Regions from separate parts of the Homo sapiens genome. Here region 2 is linked to region 1. Evidence: chromatin loops called from intact Hi-C (ENCODE). Cell type or tissue: ascending aorta. All regions are shown on one strand.

The links. Peaks named below come from ENCODE experiments on the same cell type or tissue, not always from the same donor. Only the 100,000 strongest peaks of a DNase experiment are listed, where the experiment ranks them.
Region 2: a loop joins it to region 1, with 3.0 times the contacts of the local background. A loop is called at or near these places in 2 of 110 quality-filtered maps.

The regions. Positions count from the first base shown.
Region 1 is chr3:141,655,406-141,663,405 of GRCh38, reverse strand. It overlaps the pseudogene LRRC78P. Among named protein-coding and RNA genes, the nearest start is that of RNF7, 79 kb to the left of the region's middle. In ascending aorta, no CTCF peak of the experiment used is centred here; DNase peaks (open chromatin) are centred at 3,085 and 3,465; H3K4me3 peaks cover 2,814 bases; H3K27ac peaks cover 2,074 bases.
Region 2 is chr3:141,577,764-141,585,763 of GRCh38, reverse strand. RASA2 (RAS p21 protein activator 2) reads right to left here. Exons shown (of 24, transcript NM_006506.5): 16 at 5,313-5,396; 17 at 4,587-4,664. Among named protein-coding and RNA genes, the nearest start is that of RASA2-IT1, 57 kb to the right of the region's middle. In ascending aorta, no CTCF peak of the experiment used is centred here; no DNase peak of the experiment used is centred here; H3K27ac peaks cover 1,386 bases.

The DNA of each region.
Region 1 (8,000 bases):
TGGTCTTTATTTGTGCAGCGGGCAGAAAGAACCCCTTGGGAGGTTACACAAGGACCGAGTACCCATGTGGCTTGGGAGTAAACCCTAGCCAGTTCATTTCAGAGAAGAATAAGAAAACAAGACCATACACTCACCTTCCTGAGCACCTGGTCACTGTCAATGCTGCTTTTCAGGTCACTTTTGATGGCTGGACACACGGACGTCTGAGACTGCGCACAGTGTTTCTCATATGTTTTCAGAAACTTTTGAAGAATCAAAACGATGGGCAGGGGTGCCCCTTTAGATTTTTGTTTTCCTTCATTTGCTCTTGGCATTGTTTTATAGTGTTAGATTTCACTTGGATTCTGAAAACAGTAACTTGCCCTGAAACCCAACATACAGGTGTCTTTTTAAGGAGCAGAACATACTTCCTCCACTAAAAATATTAGGAAAATATTGCTGCATACCCTTCTCTGAAAATCTTGAAGTGCTTCATTTATCTTAAAATGGGACTAAGGAGTCAAAATGGAGACCATTGAAAGGAATTGTTCAATTTCCAATTTCCCTACTCATGGGTCCATATCCTTCTTTTAGATTCTTCAAAATAGGGGCAATGCCCACTGGAACTTAGTTATAAAGGAATGCAATTAACATTTATACTGGTTACTAAAAATTACCAAGAACATACTGGTTTTTAAATGGCATAGTTCCCTTTACAGACACAATTCTTGCCAGACAGTAATATATCATAGTGGTTAAGAATGTGGATTTGGAGATGACTGGGTCTGGACTTTAGTCTTGTCTCTACCACTTGACCCACTGGGTAGCCTTAGATAAATTATGAAGCCTCTTCACGTTTCCATTTCCCCATCTGTAAAATGGATTATGGGCCAGAGTGAAGTTTTTGAAATGTAAATCAGGTCATATGACTCTTCTACTTAAATCTCTCCAATGGCTTCCCACTACATTTATCTTTACTGAATTTATCACATGCATATTCTACCAGTTATTAAGAGAGTGAACGTGAATTTGTCTAACTTTGCTATTAATTCTGCCAACATTTGTTTTATATATTTTAAAGCTATGTTATTAGGTGTCTATACATTTAGAACTGATAAATCTTCCTGAGGAGTCTACTCTTTTGTTATTATGTAATATTCCTGTTTATCTCTAGTAATGCTTTGCACTTTCAAGCCATGGTTCCCATACTACACTGAGGCGCTTCGGGGCACTGCCACAGATTTACAGGGCACTGTAGGATAATTTAAAATTTCAAGAGAAAGCCAACAACATCTGTTAGATGTCATGTGAATTATTAGCTGGAAGAATTTTACAATTTCAAATTAGATCACACTTGTATTCGTATCCTATTTTTACATAGCAAATGACCCCATCATGGGTGAAAAGCATTCTGGAAAGGGGAATGAACCCAGTGGAATGTAGAGACATTCAGATACTAGGGTAAGGGAAAATCACAATATCATAGTTCTGGTTGGGACTTTACAGATTGTCTAATCCAGGATGTTGAATGCTAAAAACAGAAAAGCACTAGGCAAACCAGGATCACTGTTAACTCTAGCAGTCCTCCTCCACTCACGGCCATCTCCCAGGTGTCCTCTCAGAAGTCTGTACTCCAGTCTGCTGCCACAGAGCAACCAGACTTGGCAGCTACAGAAAACTGTTTATTGGGCAAGGTCAACCTTTTTTTGGTGCAGTGGTGCAATCACAGCTCACTGTAACCTTGATCTTCTGGGCTCAAGGAAGGAAAAGAAGGGACTTACTTCAGCTGAAAACAGAACTGGGTCTCCTGACTCCCAGGACTGTTTCAGGCACAAAGACATGGGCCATAAGAGCACACAGAGAATGGCCGGGCACGGTAGCCCCAGTCTCTACTAAAAATACAAAAAATTAGCTGGGCATGGTGGCATGTGCCTGTAATCCCAGCTACTCCGGAGCCTGAGGCAGGAGAATCGCTTGGACCTGGGAGGCGGAGGTTGCAGTGAGCAGAGATGGCGTCACTGCACTCCAGACTGGGCGACAGAGCAAGACTCCTTCTCAAAAAAAAAAAAAAAAAAAAAGCACCCAGAGAAATTGCGACACCCCCCACTGCAGGCCAAGAGGAGTGCCCTCTGAATGAAACCCACCTCAACGGCAGCTTGATCTCAGACTTCCAGTCTCCAGAACTGTAAGAAAATTCTGTGGTTTAAAGTACCCGGTCTATGGTATTTCGTCATGGCAGCCCAAGCTAAGACAGGTAGTATACAGTATTACTGCTCACATTATGGATTATTCCTCACCAGCATTTAAAGTATTTACAGATGCACAAACTACCCACATAGATTCTGCAAATGCTCTAATAAGACACTTTTGAATCTTGAGTTTTTCACTTAATGTTTTATCACGAGAATTTATGTCATTTTTATATACAGTAAATGCTCAGGTTGGCAAATATCTAGGCACTTCAAAGCCAGCATTGATTGAATCATTAATGAATATTTATTGAAGGTCTAAGGTATATGTGTCCCGCCCTGTGCTAGGTTTTACTTGTCTTTTCTGAAAGTGACTCTCCCTCCCCAGTGTCCTGGAGACAGTGTGGGGACAGCGTGGGTGCCGGAGGAGGGGCTGAGAGTGGAGGTGGCCGGACCCTGCCCTCTGTCCCGAGGGGATGTGGAGGGCCCCCCTCTGGGTCCCTTGCCCGCCCAGCTTGGACAGCTCCTGGTCCACCTCGGAGTCCCAGGGGACATGGAGAGGGCCTGCAAGGAGAGGCTGCTTTGCGCTCCCTCTCCAAGGCTCCCGTGCTTTTAATATATTTCCCTAGAGAATCCTAGCTGCTCACCCTGAGGCCGGGAAAAGCCCAGCTGCGTGCACTCTTCCCCGCCCCCGCCCTGGGGCTGTGCGGGTGCATAGGGGAGAGAATAGGGGTTGCGAGCACCATGGTCTCCAGGGAGCCTCGCTCCTGGGATCAAGCATTTCTCCTGGAGCTGGGGCAACCTCCTCCGGCCCCTGCCCGCCCCGCCGGGCGCCCGCACTCACTCGCTCTCACTCTCCCTGCGTCCCGGGCCGGCTGCCCGCGTGGCGTCCGGCGCCCTGGAGACTGCGGCGAGGGGCGGAGGCTGGAGGGACTGTGGCCACCCAGGGCGCCGGCGCCGGGGAGACAGCGGGAGCTGGAGGAGGAGGCAGGTGGCGGCGGGAAGCAGTGTCAGGACTGGTCGGAACTCGGGCTCGGGCTCGGGCTTGGATTTGGAGAAACTGAGAAATCCTGGTGTCCTCGCTGCAGGTCAAACTTGTCGCAGCCAACGTCGCTGCGAGGGACGCTGCCTGGCAGGGAACAGGGGAAGTTGAGGAAGGCGGACCGGCGTCCCTGTTCATCAGTGGGGAATCTTGGGGAGACAGAGGCCTCCGAAGCGTGGACGCTCCAGCCTGTTGCCGCCGCTCCCAAGGCCGCCGTGGACCAGCCCTGGAGCCGCTAACACGATTTCCCAGGGAGCCGCGTCCCCGCATCACCCAGCAGGAGCTGCAGGCGACAGGGACGCTCTCGCCGTCCCGCCCGGTCCTCTCTTGCCCACTAGAAGGGCTTCATGGAGCGGCTGCTTCCCCCTCCCAATCCCAGGAGAAAAGGGGCGCAGGGATAAAGGCAGAGGCTCAGGGACTATACAGGAGTTTTTCTGGGGAATGTTAAGGAGAAAGGTGCAAAACAGCTGAAGCTTTCAGGACTGGATGGGGAGGAAAAAGGATTTTAAAAAGCTTTACTGGCCGGGCGCGGTGGCTCACGTTTGTAATCCCAGCACTTTGGGAGGCCGAGGAGGGCAGATCACCTGAGGTCAGGAGTTCCAGACTAGCCTGGCCAACATAGTGAAACCCCGTCTCTACTAAAAATACAAAAATTAGCTGGGCGTAGTGGCGGGCACCTGTAATCCCAGCTGCTCGGAAGGATGAGGTAGGAGAATCGTTTGAACCTGAGGCAGAGGTTGTAGTGAGCCAAGATCGCGCCACTTGCTTCAGGCAGTAGTCTGGGGGCGTAGAAAGGAAGGCTTGGGAGGATGTGGTGGGCAGAATAGAATCCCCCAAAGATATGCATGCTGTAATCCTGGGAACTTGTGGATATGTTACCTTATATGGCAAAAGCGACTTTCCACAGGATTAAAGTTATGGACCTCGAAGCAGGGCGCAGGTTGGAGTGAATGGTTATCCTTGATTACCCAGGTGGGCCCTGTCTAATCACAGGAGTCTGAGAACGTGACATTGAGAACCTTTTAGGTTAGGTCAGAGAGAGATAAGGAAGATAGAGAGAGAGAGAGAGAGAGAGAGAGGAGAGAGAGAGAGAGAGAGAGAGAGAGAGAGAGAGAGAGAGAGAGAGAGATGAAATGAGCAGGATTTTGCGACCTGTTGAAGCCTTTAATGGGGAGGTAAGGAGACTCAAGCCAAGGAAGGTGGGCAGCCTCTAGAAGCTGGAAAAGTGGAGAAAGAATTCTCCCCAAAGCCTCCGTAAGGAAACACAGCCCTGCCAACTCCTTGATTTCAGTCCAGTGAAAGTTGTGTGGGATTTCTGCCCTCCATATCTGGCACATAAGTTATCTATATCTATCTTAGGATATAGAGTAGGTGCTTAATGCATACTTGTTTAATGGAAAAAAGTGAATAAAAATAACAGTTGGATTAAATAAATTCACAGTAAACTGCAAATGGAAAGTAACCCCTTCATTCCTGTAGGGCTGGCTGTAGTTTTCTAAGCGTATGTTTTAAACCCAATTGGCTCTAATGGGAGGAAGTCTGGGCTCACAGTGAAGTGAGGAGGGTCAAGAATGGCCAGGAGGGATCCTGAATTTGGTCCAACATGACTTTCCAGTGAGTGTGCCCTTAGGAGTCTGTGCCCCTCTGTTATTTTTGCCTCTTCTCTTCCTCTCTCTGCTGGAACTTACAGCTTTTCTCAAAGGGTCCTATTTTGTGCATGACTATTTCTGCCTTCATAAGACAAAAAGCAGAGGAGGGCAGTGAGGGAGGAGAGTTCCAGAGTAGGCAAGAGGGCACCTGCAGGGCACCCGCTGAGACTCAGGGCAGATGCTTAGGGAGCAGAGGAATGGTCAGGAAGGCCAGAGCCCGAGGACAGGGACAGTGAGGGGCAGAAGCTAGACAGCCCATCAGAGCTGAGATGAAGGGTCCTTCGTATGCACTGTGGGCAAGTTCTTAAAGGAACCATGTCACTAGAATTTGGTCCAGCTGCTAGTGACAGAAACCCAGTTACACAGCTGAAACAATACAGAAAGTCACTTCCCTTTCATGTAAATGAAGTTCAGGAGTGAGCAGTCCAGAGCTGCTGCAGAAGCTCCAGGATTATAAAGAACCAAAGCAACTTTTACTTTATTACTCTTCCATCCTTGGTGTGTGACTTCTACCTCATGGCCCAGAATGGTTGTTGAACTCCAGCCATTTTGTCCCAAATTCAGGAAAGAAAGCTGGAAAAAGAAGGGCACATTCTCTGTCTTTAAGGATATCTTCCAGAAACTGCACATGACACTTGTGCTTACATCCCCCTAGATTAGGGACATGACCATACAAGATCATACCTAGCTGCAGAGGAGGCTGGGAAATGTAACCTTTATTATAGGCAGCCATGTGCCCACCTGAAAATGGGAGCTTTTGTTACTTACAGAAGAAGGGAAAGACAGATATTGGGAGATAACTAGCACCCTGAGCCACCACAGCTGGTAGCTGCCAGAGCCACAGCAATGACAGGTGCAGTGGTGAGATAGTTGCCAGTTTATCAGTACTGACACAGGATTCTTCTCAGCCACTTTGCCAACTGGGGACCTCCTTAGCCAACAATGCCTCACCTGCCTCCCAGGTCTCACTTGCCCACAGCCTGCTGCTGGAGGCACCCTCCCCACTTGGCCCACCTGTGTTATGGCTTGTACCTGCGTTCGGTGGTTTCCGAGCTCTTGTCCCACATCCAAGAAGAATGAGGATACACTGACAATTCAAAGGGTGAGGAGGGTGGAGAAGAATTTTATTGAGCCACAGAACAGCTCTCAGCAGAGAAGAGATGCGGGGGTGGTCCCCCATGCCAGCAGTTGGGTGGGTTTCTCTCCCAATGTGGCTGAATCAGGGCTTTTATGGACTCAGAATGGCAAGTGTGTGCTGATTGGTTTGTGAGTATGCAAAAAAGTTTAAAGCGAAGATACCACTCAAAGGTGCACACAACAGTGTAGAAAACCCTTAGGGAAGTGTGGGTATATGTAAAATAGGTGAAGGGTGGGGATCAATTAGAGGAAAGCATGCCAAACGGAAAGACGGGTTCTCAATCTGGTCCATGGATTTGACATGTAGCTTGGCTTTCAGGCTTTAAACTTTCTTTGGCTTGGAGGTGGAGTTTCACTGGGGACCCGCCCCTATCTCCCTAGGCATTTGGCTGACTCCTGTCACTATCAGTACTATGTGGATTTCTCACACGTTGAGCATTTGTAAAGCAGGGGCAGCCTGGAACTCATTTAACAGTTGTAATTTTGGATGTGACTCACCAGGGCTGAATTACCTAAGAGGCTAACCAAGTATGTGTGCAGGGCTCCAGCAAAGTTGGAAACAAAACAATAGCAATGAGAAGGAAAGAACTTGCTATTTCATATTGCAAGCAAACAAACAAACAAAAAGCTAGCAAAATAGTTTTGGGAAAAATCAGTACTTTGTTGGGCTTCATTATTTATATTTTGCAGTGCAGTGCTGTTTTGGTTTTTGATTTACATAGAAGAGAAAGATGGATGTGCCACAATCTCTTTGGTTCTTAAAAACATGATCAGGTACTCAGAATCAATATCAGCCTACCCCACCGGGTGCCTTTGCTCCCTGCTAATCCATCACTGGAACTCTTAAAAGGCCTTTGAGATGAATTTTGCTTTTGGTGGAGAGGGGCTGTTGTGCTACTGAATACACAGGAGATTGTATGCCAGAGGGGAGAAATCCTGAGAGAAGAAAAGGAAAGGAGAAAGAGAAAGAAAGAGAGAAAATGAGAATAGGAGGGAGAAGAGACAAAGGAGGAAGGTGAAGTCAAAGGGACAGACCAGTTCAGGGGTGACCCACTCCTGATGTGGGGATTTTAAATGTATCCACAAATACATCTACTCCTTCCTTCAAAAGATGGAGCTTCATTCTGCTTTCCTTGGGTGTGGGCTGACCTTAGTGACTGGCTTCTAGTGAATAAAACATGGTAGAAGTGATAGTGTGTGACCAGGTCAGAAAGGCATCGCGACATCCTTCTTGTTCTTCCTCTTGGCTCACTGGCTCTGAGAGGAAGCAGGCCCCGTTTTGTGAAAATGCCCAAGAAGCCCTGGGAAAGGTGCATGTGACAAGGAACTGAGGCCTCCAGCCAACAGTCATTTTGGAAGTGGATTCTTCAAGCCAGTGAAGCCTTCAAGTCACTGCAGCCTCATGAGCAACTCTGAGCTGGAACCACCCAGCTAAGCCACTCCCAGAATCCTGATTCTCAGAAATTGTGTGAGATAATAAGTGCTTGTTGTATAAAGCCATTATGTTGTAGAATAATTTGCTGTACCACCAATATAAGACTAACACACTTAGGAACTTCTTTCTCCATAATGGAAGATTCACAGGTTCTAGACGGTGCATGGCCAAAGTGCCTGAATATCCATTCTCCTCTTCTACCTTGCTAACAGAACTCAGTTTTGGTATGTGGGCCCACAAGCCAGGAAAACAACATTCCCTAGGCTTTCTTGTTGATGGGATAACCATGTGACATAGCGTTGGCCAATGAGACATATGCATACATTGATGAAAGAGGCTTCCCAGAAGGCTCTTTACAAGGAGGCAGATCCAGGTGGCTTGACCTTTCTGTCTTTTGTTCCTCCATTTCTTCTTGCTTGGAATACAGTCATGGTGCTGAAGACTAAGCTGCCGTTCTGTAATCACTAGATGTCAAACACACCTTGGATAGCTGAGCAGATGATGGAAGGAGTCTGGATCTTTAGTAGCATCATGGAGCCCCTGAACCAGCCTGAGTTGCCCTCTTCTGT
Region 2 (8,000 bases), 78 kb after region 1:
CAGTGGTGCAATCTCAGCTCACTGCAACCTCTCCTTCCTGGGTTCAAGTGATTCTCATGCCTCAGCTTCCCAAGTAGCTGGGATTACAGGCATGTGCCACCATGGGCAGCTATTTTTTTTTATTTTTAGTAGAGACAGGGTTACGCTATGTTGGCCAGGCTGGTCTTGAACTCCTGGCCTCAAGTGATCTGCCTGACTCAGCCTACCAAAGTGCTGGAATTACAGGTGTGAGCCACCGTGCCCAGCCTAAAACTTTGTTCTTAAGTTACTTAAAACCCAGAACATATTTCCTTGTAGGAATAATTCAATCCATAATTCCTTAACTGCAATTCTGAAATACATAACATTCTGAATACAAAGTTTTTAAATCTTGTCTTTGATTTGAAGTACTCATTTAGGGGTATAACTTAACCTGAACTGGTGTAAGGCTATTTACACTCTGTACTTATATTACTTACTGTAAGTATTCATATACTGTGCTATAAGAATTAATGTATTTGATTGTGGGGTGCTACCCTAGGCTCCACTGGGGGGTGTTAAATATAGTATATACTGATTACCTTTTGAAACTCTGAAAAACTGAATTCTGAAATACTTTTGGTCCCAATGATTTTACATATAAGATTGTGAACCTTTATTATAGGTTAAGAATCACCAAAGTATGGCTCAGAGGGCCACGTTTGACCTGTAGCCTGTTTTTGTAAGGCCCATAAGAATACAGGTTGAACATCCTTAATCTGAAAAATCCCAAATGTTCCAAAACCCAAAACTTTTTGAGTGCCAACAGGATATTCAAAGGAAATGCTTGCTGGTGCATTCTGGATTTTGAATTTTGGATTTTCAGATTAGGGATGCTCAATCAGTTAAAAAAAATATATATGGAGAGAGAGAGAATGAATAAAAGTATTTCAAAATTTGAAAAAAATCCAAAATCCAAAACACTTCTGGTCTCAACCATTTTGATAAAGGATACTCAACCTGTAACTATTACATTTCTAAATGTAACAATTAGGGTTACATTTAGGATTGTGAAAGGGTTGTGAAAACAAAGACTAAGTGGCAGAGACCTTATGTGATCAGCAAAGCCTAAAATATTTTCTCACTGTCCCTTTACAGAAAAGAGTTTGCCAACTTCTATCATATATAACTGACTTTAGCTCTGAGAGATGGTATTTCACAGTCATGACTGAAGAGTAAACAGATTATCTGGGATAATCGAAATCTAATCGCCATTTATAAACTTCCCATCAAGAAAATTTATAGTATCCATCTTTACCAAGTCAGCTAGTGAAAAACATTTAACTTCATAAATATGCTACCCTGACTGGTCAAGGGCTTTTTAGTATTTGGCTGTCTCTTCATGGGAAAGGGAAATCAGCAGTTCAAGGAACGATTCCTTTTTCCTTTCTTTTTTTTTTTTTTTTTTTTTTTTTGGGATGGAGTTTTGTTCTGTCGCCCAGGCTGGAGCGCAATGGTGCGATCTCGGCTCACTTCAACCTCCACCTCTCAGGTTCAAGTGATTCTCCTGCCTCAGCCTCCCGAGTAACTGGGACTACCGGCGCCTGCCACCATGCCCGGCTAATTTTTGTATTTTTAGTAGAGACAGGGTTTAACCATATTGGCCAGGCTGGTCTTGAACTCCTGATCTTGTGATCCACCTGCCTCGGCCTCCCAAAGTGCTGGGATTACAGGCGTAAGCCACCGTGCCTGGCTGGAACAATTCTTTTCTTTTCTTCTTCTTTTTTTTTAATCTACCATTACTTTGATTTTGAGGAACAATTCTTGTTCTTAAAGAAGAATCCTATTTTGCCCCCTAAATGAGCTATCCATTTATTTAGTTCATTAGATGGATATTACAAACTCAGAAACTCAGAGAGGGTCTGCATTTCTTTGCTTTTTCCTTTATACTTCTCTACATTATTCTGCTTAGGACTTAAAAACAAACCACATTCCAATAAGGATAGTATTGAGGCTCCAGTGCCTATTCTAAAGTGGAATTTGTAGGCACAGCCATTTTCTCCTAAGACTGGCTGACAATTGCCTGCCAGAGCTCAGACTTAAGGAGTTTTGAAATGGAATGTTTACTTCTGTTTGCTGGGAGAAAATATTGGTAAGTGAAAGAACAAGAACAGAGTTCCTTTTGCATTATATGTGGGTAATGTGGGTACAAGTATCCAAGGGAACTGAAGAAGCGCCCTATCACAGCATCGACTCTCCCAGATGGACCATGCACTAATGGAGTCTGAGTTATGTGAATATTTTATTTCTTAATATATACCTGAAGTCACTGATTTGTTAGCAAATATTTATTATTTATAATAATTTATTTTATTTTTTTGAGACAGAGTTTTGCTCTTGTTGCCCAAGCTGGAGTGCAATGGCATGATCTCGGCTCACTGCAACCTCTACCTCCTGGGTTCAAGCGATTCTCTCGCCTCAGCCTCCCTAGTAGCTGGGATTACAGGCACGTGCCACCAGGCCTGGCTAATTTTTTGTATTTTTAGTAGAAACAGGGTTTCACCATGTTAGCCAGGCTGGTCTCCAACTCCTGACCTCAGGTGATCTGCCCGCTTCGGCCTCCCAAAGTGCTGGGATTACAGGCATGAGCCACTGCACCCAGCCAATAATTTATTTATTATAATTCTTAAGGAACTATGGGGTAAATACAGAGATATAAGTGAAAGAAAACCCAGTAATTAAGATGGACTATAGGCAGGGTGACTATAGGTCCCAGTTTGCTCAGGACCATCCCTATCAGGACCATTCCTATCATCCCAGAATAATCACTAATAGTATTTTTCACTCTTAAAAGTGTTCTGGTTTAGACATCAAATTATATGGTCACCTTGTTTATAGAACTATCCAGGTTATCCTTTCTAAACTCTGCAGGGAATAGCATATGATTCAGTTATACTCTTATTTTCTTCTGCATCAATAGTAAATGTCACTAGGCAGAGTGCCAATATAAAATGAGAAATTGAGCTTCACAAGCTTTTACACTTTATAGCACTGCACATATCTTGTTGTAACTACTAAATAATAAAGGAAACTAGGATATTAGGGCAAAATACCCTATGTCAGCTTAGGGATCTAGAACCAAATCTGAGACAGAGGCACACTATGGCGATAGTCCATTAGAATGTGAGTGGGTGACCCAGAGTAGATCAGGAACAGACTAAACTCCTGGAACCCTTAAATCCTTTCTCCACTGACATTATCAACTCTAAACATTCTGATTATATCAGGGGAAAAAAGATCAGATGCTACCGTAGCCTCAGTCACAAAACATGGAAAAACAACCCTCAAACAAAAGACAGTACATCATAATCCTGCCAATAAAAGTCTGCCTACAGTGTCACAAATGTTTCAACAATGTCTGAAAAATAAAAGGGCAGCTTTTTCTTTGCCTATTCTTTTGAAAGACTTTCTCCTCAAAAGCCTTCAATGGTTGCCTAAAAAAATTTTGGTTAAACAGGCACTATTCCAGATGAAAAATATTCCAACGGACTTGAATTTTTTAAATCATCATTTTTCACTTACTAAGTCTCTGTAAGAATCCTAAGTATAAAAAAAGGCTCAAACATGTATCTCAACAAAATAAATACTCTGGCAACCAACTGCTAGTTGTGCTACAGAAATTGAATGAAGTCTTTAACATTTGGCTTTGCTAATTTGGATTCATTAAGTTAAGACTGTGATACATAAAATACAGTACTTTCTTCAGGCCCAGTTTAGATGTAATTCATTTCTTTCCTTATTTTTTAATTCTTAACTTCTAGACTATATGGGATAGAGTACTTCAAAGGTAACTTTTCTTTATAAATTTTCAGCATTTTACGATAATGCTATATTTTGTTTAGATGATTCAGGACTAAAGACTCAAGAAATTAAAGATCCTTTCAAAACATTCTGAACTTCTAAGTACAGTGATTTTTGTATGCTGCAGGCCTTGTGTTAGGATATTATATACTACAGGTTTTTGTACATTTATAGTAATTTTCCTCAGGTTACTACCATAAATTTATATTGTTCATTAAATGTTCAATAATGTATATATTTTTTACTATGGCAATTAAGTGCCCACTCTACATCAGGCACCATACAAAGCCTTTACCCCCAGAGACCAGAGGTTCTCAACCAGAGGCAATTCTGTCCCTCAAGGAACATTTGGCAATACCTGGAGGCATGTTTGGCTGTCAAAACAGGGGCATACTTCTTGCGTCTAAGGGGTAGAGGCCAGGCATGCTGCTAAATATCCTGAAACGCACAAGCCAGCCCCTCAGAATCAAGAATTATCTGGCCCCAAATGCCAATAGTGTCACTTTGAGAAATCCTAACCCTAGACATCTGTAATTTGTGTTTCTAATGCACTGGCAAAAGTAGTTGTTGTTAAACTTATTTAGGTATTTTCAAAGCTGAAAAGCACAGCTTTGTGGAAGAAGAAAAAAGAAAAAGGAAGCCTTTTTGATGAACAGTTTAAACATTATTATTTAAACTGGGGATTGATAATAATAATATATATAAAATGTTATTTCCCCATGTTATATGAAATAAATATTAACAATTCCAGAATAAAACCATCATACCTTTTTAACTGCTATAATATATCCTTCTTCTTGAAACATTTTGAAAAATTCACACATGAATGTCTCTTTGAAACTTGACTAAGAAAAAACAAACACAGGGTTTATATGTGTTAAATAGAGAATTAAGAATAGAATGGACTGTATTTTTAAGCTGAGGATTAAGGCCTAAAAGGACTCAATTATATATTTTCAGAGAGTTCAGGGCTTGGAGTGGAAGACTTCTTTCAAAGCTGTCATGTGATTATGGCCGAAGCAGGCAGACAGACAGACTGTCCTGCACCTCCTTACTAGGCTCTCTTGTCTTGTTTAGCAGTTTTCATGAAACTGTCTGCTTTTTTTTTTTTTTAATGTTCTCATTAAACTTTTTTTCTTTTTAAAACTTCTAGAGACAGGGTCTTGCTATGTTGCTGGGACTGGAGTGCAGTGGCTATTCATAGGTGCCATCATTGTGCACCACAGCCTTGAACTCCTGGCCTCAAGTCATCTTCCCGCTTCGGCTTCCTGGGATTAAAGACACAAGTCACTATGCCCAGCTTCTGAAACTGTCCTCTTTAACAGGTGACTAAGAGAGTATCTACTTAAAAGACAGCTATTGTGTCTGTGTGTGTGTGTGTGTGTGTGTATGTTTTGTTTTTAATTTGGAAGAAGGTAAGTCAAGGATAAGGGATCATAGGATGTAACAACATTTAGAAGTGTAAAAACAAAATAAAAGATGTAAGGACTTACCTTGCTTTTGGACAGACTCCCCCAGCTTCCCAAAGTTTGTATAGTTTTTGAGATGAGAGTTAATGTTCTAATTGTCTGTGCATCCTAAAGAATGTAAAAAAGACCAAAACTACTAAGTTTTCAAGAAAATAGTTTGTATAAAAAAGTAGAATAGAGTAAATGGACTACATTGCTGTAAAACAATGACTCAAAAACGTTCAAAACACACACAGTTAAAATCTAGCTAAGGCTGGGTACAACTCACCAGCCTAAGGAATTAAGAGACTAAAGAAACCATATATAATTAACAATTCTTCCCAAAGTAATTATTAAAGATGTGGTGCTTTTAAAAGTCATATATATATATATATATATATATATATATATTTTTTTTTTTTTTTTTCTTTTTTTTTTCCTGAGATGGAGTCTCACTCTGTTGCCCAGGCTGGAGTGTAGTGGCATAACCGCAGCTCACTGTAACCTCCACCTTCTGGGTTCAAGCGATTCTCCTGTCTCAGTCTCCTAAGTAGCTGGGATTGCAGGTGCCTGACACCACACCTGGCTAATTTTTGTATTTTCAGTAGAAACAGAGTTTTGCCATGTTGGCCAGGCTGGTCTCGAACTCTTGACCTCAGGTGATCTGCCTGCCTTGGCCTCCCGAAGTGCTGGGATTACAGGCATGAGCCTTTTGGCACCAGCCAAAAGCCATAATTTTATCAATATTATATATAAGTTGTTTTGTACAGTATGGCACCTTGGATTACCTGGCAAATTATAGTCACTTCTGGAATAGTCACTTCTACTTTACTACCTTATAACTTAAAATGGCAGTTTTAGGTGTTCCAAATTTTCTGTGCTCAGCTCACCTCTAAACATATTCAATACTTTAAATGGCTTTTGCAATTAACTCTTTTCACCATGGAAGCAAAGACCTAAATTCAGCTTAGGAAATGTGAAGTCACCTAGTTATTTTTGGATCTTACCAGAGGGTGATTATTTGGGTCTATTATCCAAGAGGTTTTTCAGGCCTGTCTATCTGAAAGAAGTAATATATAGTAGCATATAAAATTGACTAAACGGTGTTCCCTCAGGAATCTTTGCTCCTTCATTTTTTTAAAAATTGAGATATAATTTACATATGACAAAATGAATAGGTATTAAATGAATACCCTGCTGAATTTTCACCAATCCATACATTTGTGTAAGTTTCTATCAAAACACAGACCATTTTTATTTACGGATTCAAGTAAACAGTATCTTGCATCTAAAAACATATCCAGAAAAATTTAGATACAGAAAAGCTTTAGTTTGATTTTTGGCTCCCATTCCTTGATATTTTAGTATCCCCCCAACCCCCACATTGAAAACAGGCAATGAATGTGAAGGGGAAGAGATGACCAGAATATAAGGTAATCTGGAAAGGAAGGAATATCCGAAATATGATCCTTATAATATACTTATAAAGTAGATACACACCTAAATTAAGTCTATTCAGAAAACATTTTAGCTGTAACATCTGGGATTTCATTACATCTATAAAAGGTCCCTACAATTCTCTGTCTTTGAAGAAAATAATATTCTTAAAGATGTCCTGGCACCTGCACTCATGTTTCCTGCAGCACTATTTACAATAGCAAAGTCATAGAACCAACCTAAGTATCCACCAACATCTGTTACAGGAATATGCAAATTCAAGTATGAATACAAGGCAGACTCACAAGTTCAGAAGTAGGTGTTCTGTTTATGTCCAGAATGTTGCTACCACGCTTTCACTGCCTCAGAGTTCTGTGCAGCTTTAGTAACAAAGCCACAGAATGGACAGCCCTGTGAACAAAAGGACACTGGCCCACTCTCTGCTGGGGCTACTCACAGACCATTTATCCTTTGGCAAGAAAGGGCGTGGTGCTGCCACTGCAACATGGTTCTATTCAGTTCTCACAAAGTTAAGTGAGTGTCAATGTCATGTAGCCGTTGAGAGAAGAAATGGGTATTCAGAACCTGGTTTAACTCTAAAACTCATCTGTTTTCCCTACACTATTGAGCAACTCCTCTTGGCTGTGAGTTTCCTAAGGGCAAAGAGTATCTTACTCATCACTGCATCTCCAGTACTGAGCATGGAATGATACATTATAGGTACTTGAACATCTGTCTAAGAGGTTGGAAGGGATAGGATTAAGCTCACAGATGATAAAGACTGACTGAATTTGAATCCCAGTTAAATCCAATTCAAATCGAGTATGATCAAATCATAATTTGTCAGTTGTGTGAGCTTGGAAAAGTTACTGTATTGTGATTTCCTTATCTGCACATGTGGATGATAACAGAATTTACCTTACCAGGTTGCTAGGAGGACCAAATAAGTTAACACATAAAGTAGTTAGAACAAGGCCTAGTACAAAGCACTAAATAAATGTGGACTATTGTTATTATTTGTTATACAAATCAGCAACTAGGAGCAATTAGGTAAGATTATAAAGTATTTGGAACATAAAAGCTTAAAGAATCAACCAAATTACACCATATAAGAAGGAATCAGAAGTATAGCAAAAATAAAGAATTTTAAAAATTAAGAAATAAACATGTAAATCTATGCAGTGGAGATTTAGATTTTTGGTAATTAAACAGGACTCCAGAACAAAGTTTATATGCTTAAGAAATTTTTAAATCTCATGTTTACAGTATTACCTCAGGTAAATAAAAAGTGAAAAT